Linked DNA regions of Mus musculus: region 1 is linked to region 2. Evidence: chromatin loops called from intact Hi-C (ENCODE). Cell type or tissue: gastrocnemius. All regions are shown on one strand. Each heading gives the region's core, and the rest is flanking DNA. Links, peaks and the distances in the headings are about the cores only. Region 1 holds the start of Arpc1a (actin related protein 2/3 complex, subunit 1A). Region 2 overlaps Zfp655 (zinc finger protein 655).

The links. Peaks named below come from ENCODE experiments on the same cell type or tissue, not always from the same donor. Only the 100,000 strongest peaks of a DNase experiment are listed, where the experiment ranks them.
Region 1: it touches region 2 in a loop (2.5-fold over the local background); 1 of 42 quality-filtered maps calls a loop at or near these places.

What each region holds. Positions count from the first base shown.
Region 1 is chr5:145,082,149-145,086,536 of GRCm38, reverse strand. It overlaps Arpc1a (actin related protein 2/3 complex, subunit 1A), which reads right to left and starts at 2,668. Exons shown (of 10, transcript NM_019767.2): 1 at 2,565-2,668. In gastrocnemius, for the core only: no CTCF peak of the experiment used is centred there; DNase peaks (open chromatin) are centred at 2,270 and 2,721; H3K4me3 peaks cover 1,864 bases; H3K27ac peaks cover 1,341 bases.
Region 2 is chr5:145,232,390-145,236,777 of GRCm38, reverse strand. It overlaps Zfp655 (zinc finger protein 655), which reads right to left. Exons shown (of 4, transcript NM_028298.4): 2 at 3,176-3,337. The coding sequence starts at 3,311. It also overlaps Gm6287. Among named protein-coding and RNA genes, the nearest start is that of Zfp655, 2.8 kb to the right of the region's middle. In gastrocnemius, for the core only: a CTCF peak has its summit at 1,936 (motif pointing left); no DNase peak of the experiment used is centred there; H3K4me3 peaks cover 773 bases; H3K27ac peaks cover 652 bases.

The sequences.
Region 1 (4,388 bases), core at 270-4,269, 150 kb after region 2:
AAATACTTCTACAACTGCATTTCTAATTTTGTCTATAGTCAAGTCCTATAATTGAACACGCATTCAGACATATCCTTCCTTTATAGTCATTTGGCTATTTTAAGCCACAATTTTGTACCAAGTAAAATAAACCTTCATTCATATGGTGATAATTTTAAGTCACTAAGCTGCAGGTGGTATTTAAGCAATGTTTGAAAATCTTAACAAGACTCAAAAGGAGAAAAGGGAACACCATAGGCGATTGCATGAACTTAAAAGGTTTTTCTGGGCACTCGTGAGGCAGAGGCGGAAGGATCTCTGTGAGTCCCAGGCCAACCAGGACTATATACAGTTGAGACTCTGCCTCAAACAAAACCAACCAACCAAAACGCAGGCATCAGGCGCCTGTTGCCACTGTCCAGCACTGAGGGATAAAGAGGACTGAAGGAAGAGGCTCCTACTCTCTTCAGCTTTCACTTAGCATGGTCTTTCTTCCTGCCCTACTGGTGAGCCTACCTACCTATGCACTGTGCACACCAGGCAAGGGCTGCACCAACTCAGCCACATTCCCAGCCTTCAAGTGGAGTCATGTTAATGTCGAGTTAGCCATGGAAATCTGAGACGAGGGGACCTGAGCTTGAATCTTCATTTTGACACACACATGAGATGCTGGGCAAATTTTCATTTCATCTCCAAATGGCATTACAAGACAACCGTTGGGAAGATTAAATGAGATAGCACATAAAAGCAGCACAAAACTGATTCCGGTAAGTTAGTTCTCTGATCTTTTGGGTTGTAAGCCTAGCCTTTAGTGGTGGAGCCATCTTGGAAGCCCAGTAAATTGGTTTTCTTTCTTCCTCTGACACAAAGCTTTGAACCAGTCCTAGAAGGACATGTTGGTGTCTTGACCCCATTCCACTGGGACTTGACAAATTCACATAAGTTAGAGTTTCCATTCCCTGTTAGGGTCAATTTCAAGTCATTGATTCACCTAGTTTCTTTTTTCTTTTTCTTTTTTTTTTTTTTTTTTGGTTTTTTGAGACAGGGTTTCTCTGTATAGCCCTGGCTGTCCTGGAGCTCACTCTGTAGACCAGGCCGGCCTCGAACTCAGAAATCCGCCTGCCTCTGCCTCCCGAGTCCTGGCATTAAAGGCGTGCGCCACTACGCCCGGCTTTCATCTAGTTTCTAATTGCTCTCCTTACCCAGCCCAGCGATACCTGTGCTCCAACAGGTCACCACGCCCTACCAATGTTCTGACAGGCTTCATTAGAAATTCCAGCTTCATCAGACCATCTCCACACTTCCTGTAGAGAACTTATTTTGACCTAACACTAGATAATTTAGATTCAAAACACTGCCACCCATCCTCTAAAGGAGTCTGCAATTTCCAATGGGTCCTCTCAGCTGTGAACAGCATATGAATTGAAGAAGCCTTCCCCCAACCCCCACCCCTGAGACAGCCAGTGACTTGATCTAATGGGGTAAACACCCGGGACTGATAACTTATAGAGACCTGAAATCCTAAGGCCTACTAGGAAACCAAAAGATTAAGGGAACTGATAAAATAGGATGCCAACCTAGGTCATTTCAGAAACTGGGCAAGGAGAAGATAGGAGAGAAACACACCATGACAACAGATGGCTTTATACTCAGAGATTCTAAGCTGCAATTTATTAAGTGCCTCCCATGTTCCCAACAGTGTTCAGTATCTGAACGGGGCCAGGAACATGAATAAATCCTTGTCCTCATGTCCTTCTCCGGAGGAAAGAGAGCAGAAAGTAAAGGAAGGCAGATATGCCTTGAAAGTCTCAGAAGCACCAGTAATGGCTATCATTTATTATCAGATCATTTGAACAGCTTCTCTGGGTTAGGAATTGCTGTAAGCAACTCAAGCACACGAACTCCACGCGAAACCCATAAAACCAAGTAGACTAAGAATCTTCTTACTGCAGCTGGGGAAACTGAGGCACCAAGAAACAACCTTCCCAGAGACACCTGACAAAGTGGCAGAGTCAAACGGGAACTCGGAGGGTTCTACATAAAGGACCCTATGAATACGGGTGCAGAGGAGAGTACAAGTCTGACTTGCGGGGGCGGGGGCTAGAGCTAGGGAATCTTAAGGTTACTGGAAAGATGGGCTTTCTCTTGCTGGGAAGGGTTCCCCAATAACTGACGGTTCGGAGGCTGCTCTAGGCAACATCCTAGATGTTGACGAGATGAACAGATACTCGTGACAAGCCACCGGGGGATGGGGGGGGAGATCCGCCCGTCTAAACTAATTTTACAGATTGTGGTAAATGCTCACAGTAGGGGTGCAAATGGTACTATGGGGGTGTCGGAAGCCGAGTTGTTCCTTCTCTCATCCGAGATGGAGGGCAGCTGGAAAGTGCTCAGAAACGCTCGGTCTGTGTGTGAGGGGGGCACCAGGGACTCAGAGGTAACCACGAAGGGCTGAGATCCCGGGCCCCTCAGCTCCAGACCCCGCGCCTAACAGCCCTGGGCCCGCCGCCCCCGCGTGCCATAGAACATACAAAAAAAAAAATGGAGGCGACCCGGGCCAGACTCTCCGCCCTGTGGCTCCTTACCTGAGGTTGGGGAGGTCTGGAGGTCCGGAGCGGACGATTCGCGGACTCTGGTCAGTCGACGCGAACTGGCTCCGGCGGGCGCGGACGGAGGAGGGAGGCCTAGAGGGAGAGGCTGACAGATCCCGGAAGTGACCGGAGCGCCTGCGCAGAGCGGCCGCTCTCAGCTGGCGCTTGGCGCAGGCGCAGGCGCAGAACGTAGCCTTTGTTGGCGTGTTCTGTCTGAAGAGCGGCTGCTGCTCAGGTGAGGCAGCCGCTCGTCAGCGCTAGGGCGTGCTTGTGGAACTGGATGGGCGTCCTACTCCTTTCTTTAAGGAGGTTTTAACACACACACATTTCTGAACCATGGCCCAAGTGTGCAGCGTTGGGAGCTTCTCAAGTGCTTTTTGTTACAAATTACTGAGCTAGGATCTCTCAGGCTTTGTGGTTCTGAAGAACAATTCAAAATAAAATAAAATAAAATAAAAATATTTATGTGGCTGGGCGGTGGAGGCGCACGCCTTTAATCCCAGCACTTGGGAGACAGAGGCAGGTGGATTTCTGAGTTTGAGGCCAGCCTGGACTACAGAGTGAGTTCCAGGACAGTCAGGGCTACACAGAGAAACCCTGTCTCCAAAAAAAAAAAAAAAAAAAAGAATTATATGGATGTCTGTGTCGGTATACGCATGTGAATTCAGGTGCCCCTGGAGGCCAAGAGAGCAACAGATCCTCTTGGAGCTGGAATTGTAAGTTACACCATGTGGGTGCTGGGAACTGAACTCAGGTCCTCAGCGAGAACAATACAATCTTTTAAGCTGAGCCATCTTGCCAGCCCTTGAAACTATGTTTGTGTTCCTTCATAGAGGGTGGGTCAGAACTGGTGACTATTTTCTGCCTGGCGGACTGTCCCTGTCCTGGACCCTCAGTAGAAAGTCTCAAGTCTACCTAAGAGTCCCCTTGACTGTTCCTAGATCAGGACCACTTGTTCCTGCACCCACAATGACACCACAAGAAGGCGCAATGGTGACATGGAAAGAGTGTATTCTATGTAGATGCAATTTATAAGAACTGCCCTGAATGCTACATCCAGTCAGACTGTTGCCCCTGCTCTGGTAGAAATTATGAAGCAACCAGTTAAGTACCCAGGTTCCACTAGAGGTAGGCACCCCAGTCCTTGTCTTGTGGTGGTCTATATATTTGACCCAGTGGACAGTAAACACTGCCCTAACAGAAATAAGGGAATAGTCTATTTCGAGTCAAATATCCATGAGCATTGCTTAGCAGTGCTCGGATTCCTTACCCTAAGTGTTTGCCCCACCTTGAAAACAGTTGCGTTATGGTCTTTAGAATTATTATCGGTCTGTGTGTGTGTGTGTGTGTGTGTGTGTGTGTGTGTGTGTGTGAGTGTGTGTGTGTGTGAGTGTGAGTGTGTGTGTGAGTGTGTGTGTGAGTGTGAGTGTGTGTGTGTGCTGTGTGAGTGGGTAGCACTCATATGGTGGTCAGAGGTCAGCTCTGTGAACTCAGTTCTCTGCTTTCACCTTTACACGGATTCCAGAGATCCAACTCATGTGGTCGGACTTGTTCAGCAAGCGCTTTTCCCACCAAGCCATCTCGCTGGCCTTGGGTGAACTTTTATAGTTGCAGGACAAGAGAAAGCCACACATCAGAACATTTAGCAGAGTTGCATTGGTGGGAACATCGGATAGGAGGGTTATAGCAAGAAGAGTCAATCTTTCCTAGGTTTCAACTTAGGTTAGAGAACTCTTAGCCTTAGTGTTGGAGGAAGCTAGAGATCTGCTGATACACCACAAGGGCTTTACATAACAAGCCTGAGAAGGTTAGCTAAGT
Region 2 (4,388 bases), core at 324-4,323:
CTCAAGGAGACTGCCAACAGCCCTGTCCCTCCTCAGGGGTATTTCTCAACAACACTATAGGTTGCCTAATCTCAGGTATCCTTAAAATAAGGAATCGTAATTTAAGAATTTAGCCTAGGGTTGGAGAGATGGCTCAGTGGTTAAGAGCACTGACTGCACTTCCAGAGGTCCTGAGTTCAAATCCCAGCACCCACATGGTGGTGCACAACCATCTGTAATGAGAGCTGATGCGCTCTTCTGGTGTGTCTGAAGACAGCAGGGGACATCCTGAGCCTTCTGGTGCTGGGTTACGGTTACTTGGATCACCACCTAGGTGATGCACTCCAATGGCAGACAGTGAGTCCCACCTTTAAATGAAGTCTCTCAAACCTGCCTGTTTGGAGAAGAGTTTGAGAATCTCAAAAAAGTGAGACTCATCATCAAGAGAGATTTTAGCCTGTCTTTTAAATGTATTTCTTTAATGGAAAATATCTCAGATACACAAAGGGATCAGAACAGAGTCCAGCTAGGGGTTGGGAAGATCCTTATGACTATTTAAAGGGGGGGGGGGGAGGGAGAAGAGAGAGGGGAGAGAGAGAGGGGAGAGAGAGGAAGGGGAAGAGGGGAGAGAGGAGAGAAAAGAAAAGAAAGGGAGAATTTAGCCAAAGCACAACCAAGTTTCTCTTTCCTAACAGGAAACTGATGTCCCACAAAAGCAAGAAGTACAAACTGGGGATAAGGATAACGGTCTCCTCCTGATAACCCAAAGTAACCTTCAATTTACCTCCACCCCCACCCCCAAGGAAAGGACCTTAAAGATGGAGGGCTGAGAGGTTCTGTGTTAACTGGGCACACTCTACTGACTACCTAAAAAACCTCACACCTACTCAGAAAGAAATCCAAACAGGTAAGTTGATCAACAGGAGGGTCCTTACCCAGTGAGACCACGTTTCCATAATTCTCTAACATCACTTCTCTGTAGAGCTCCCTCTGAACAGGGTCCAGGCATCCCCACTCCTCTCGTGTAAGATGCACAGCCACATCCTCGAATGTCACAAACTCCTGAAATAATAATTCTGGCTGCTCTCAGGAATGGGCTACTATAGCACCATGGCCAGAGAATGAACATGACACAGAGGACGTCTAGTAGCTGTTTATGTTGGGGAGGAGAGAGAACAGACTAGAACTTAAGAGAACAAATCCCATGAGTGCCCATCACAGTCTCATGGACAAAGATGATAGTGGAGATGGAAAAATTCTATCTGTCAAATCCAGGTCTCTGAAAATGATCTGTTCCCAAATTGCTACTGAAAAGACTCCAGGCAAGGGTTAACAGATGGGGTGAAAGAGAGGCCACACTCAAGCAACGAGAAACCCTGAGGAAAAGCAGAGGGTCCCTCAGCTCACCTGGTACCTGGCTGTCAGGAGCGCAGCTGCCTGGTCTCCTGGGCTTCCCTCATGGGGAAGAGCAGGCACCTGGGGAACAGGTGGAGCTGAGGGAGGAGAAAGGAGCCAAGAGTGAGAGCAGCCCCTCCACAGGGCTCCCTTTTCAGAACACTTCTCCTGCCCAAGGTATGTCTGTTGCATCCTCCTTCACGTCAGTGTTCCAGTAAAGTCAACATTTACCAGGTCTCAGGTATGCCCACTCCTCCTTGGGAGCTGCTCCTACTTACACAGACTGAGGACTGTAATATGGACTTTACTAGGAATCGCACTTAATCCTCATGGCATGACATTCCTTCTATAGAAGGGCAAGCATTATACCTGTTGTGATGAGCAAAGCAAAACAGACAGACAGACAGACAGCATTTCCTGGCCAGCCTGGGTTACAGAGTGAAAAATGTGGTCTCAAAAACCAGAAACAAGAGCAAAAAGAAGCCTGAAGACATAGCTCAGTTGGTGGAGTGCTTGCTTGGCATGCATGATGCTCTGGGTTTGATCCCCAGCACCATCTAGTGGGCAAGGTGTCACACAACTGTAATCTCAGCACCTAGGTGGATATAGAAGGATCAGAAGTTCAGTCACCAAGGCATAGCAGTCCAATGCCAACCTGCTCTACATTAAGGCTCTGAAGAAGAGTTGAAGGGGACTGGGTGTGGTGGTGTAAGCCTTTAATGCCAGCACTCAGGAGGTGGAAGCAGGTGGATCTCTTTGACTTTAAGGCCAGACTGGCCTAGCAAATTCCAGGACAACCAGGGCTATGCAGAGAGACCCAAACAACACAAAAAAGTTGAAGGATTTGATGATAGGGCCAGGGTCTTCAGCAAACTTCTGACATTTTTCCAGATACCATTTACTATAAACATCATTCTGCCTTCATGTTATTATTGGGCACTATTTCTGCAAGCTATTGTGTGCGGCTTGTAGAAACAAAAACAGTCATGTTTCCTCACAATCCTTTACACCCTCCAACAATGTCCCACACAGTACCCTCCACATAATGGTACTCCATCTGTGTTGCTGACATACAAGTTCCTTCAGGCACTGGTGCTGATCTATAAGAACTACGACATAGTTCTTACATAATAAAACCAGCAGCTAAGTATGATGCTGTATGCCTACATTCCCAATGTAGCTGGGGGGCCGAGACAAGATTCATTCAAATCATGGGCCGCATAGTACTAGGCCAGCCAGGGCTACCTATACATTAGCAGGATCCTATTTCAAGGGGAGGAAACACTTACCTATTTAATATATGTATGTGAATAGATAGTTAATATGATGTAACATCTGTGCATGTAAAGAGACACTGTGTTCAAACAGGAAATTAAATGGTTGCTTTCTTGACCAAAATTGGATTATTCACGAACACTGAAGTTGCAAAAGAATGGCAGGTAGCAAATCACACTAGATCACCAGGAGAGGAGGCAGACTGAAGAGAACCCAGGGAGTCCCCGAGGCCTGCGTTAGGTAAGCTAGTGAGACATGGCAAAAGCAGCCTTTGTTAGAAGTCATTCTGGTTGTGGTGTCTGCAGTGAAGCTCATATTCTCAAGGCCAGAGCAGGGTGATGGGCGGATTACAGACAGGCTAGCTACCCTAACCACAGGGCCCAAGCCAAGGACTCACACCTGCCACGCCCTTCCAGTTCTTCCACTAAGGCCCACCTTCTTATTCAAGACCCTGGCCTCTCTCATGTCAGGCCAGGGCCCCTTACTATTCCCATTCTCCTTGAAGAAAGTGTGGTCTCTGCCTTACCCCCACTGAATCCCTGCTCCATGTCCGTGTCCTGCAGAAACCGAAGCTCTGGGGAAAGACATTCAGACTGGTTCTCCAAAGGCTGGAAGTGGCCCCTGGGTGACTCTGCGGCTTCTTGGGATGTTACCTCCTCCATCCCTGTTCAGGGGACAATGACCATCACTGCAGGGTGAGAGTGAGAAGAACTGCTTAGTAAGTTAAAATGTCCCATAATCTCATATTCTCAGGACTTGGCAAACTATTCTATATATGATAGACTTTGTTAAAAAGACATTTTTTTAAAGCTAGTGTTTCTCTGTGCAACAAAGCCCTGGCTGTCCTGGATGCTCTTTGAAGACCAGGCTGGCCTCAGACTCACAGAGACTTGCCTAAGGGTTGGGATTAAAGACCAGCACCACCACACTCAGCTAAAAGCAGACTTTAAAAAAAAAAAAAAAAAACCAGCCTGAAGGTGGTAGTACAAGCCTTTAATTCCAGCACTGGTGAGGCAGAAGCAGGTAGACACGAGTTTGGAGCTAACCTGATCTACATTCCAAGACAGCCAGTGCCTCAGAAAGAAACCCTGTCTAGAAACCCAGCCCCACTAGATTTTAGTTGTCACAGTCCACAGACTTAAGTTTCTCTAAATGTAATTAAGTAAAGTGCATGGTAATTAGGGCCCAAGAAGGGTTTAAAACCTAAAAAGTTACCAAAATAAACAAAAAGAAAAACACAGAAGCAGGAGATGCCTGTAATTTAAGGGTAGAGTACTTCCTAGTATGCACAAGGCCCTACCTTCAATCCATAACAACCTCCCCCTTCACAAAAAAACAAACATGAGTACCATTCGGTTTCAAAACTTAAAACCCAAACAGGAAGGTGTAAGAATTCGATATTACTCAGACTCTACTGAACAATCCCAAATCTGTGGTTTAAAATATATGTGTGTGTGTGTGTGTGTGTGTGTGTGTATCGCTGGGCGTGTAATCCCAGCTCTCGGAAGATTTAGACAGGAGGTTCAGAAGTTCAAGGTTAGCCTCAAAGCTGTCTTTTAAAAACCCAAACCAAAACAACAACAACAACAACAACAACAAAATAGCTACCATTAAAAGAATTTTTTTCAACACAGTACAACTGCGTAAACCTTTCCATGGAGCGTCCTAAGTAATTTAGAGGCTCAAGCTGAGACCCAGTGAAACACGCCAGATAAGATTACTCATTGTTTTTCTCAAAA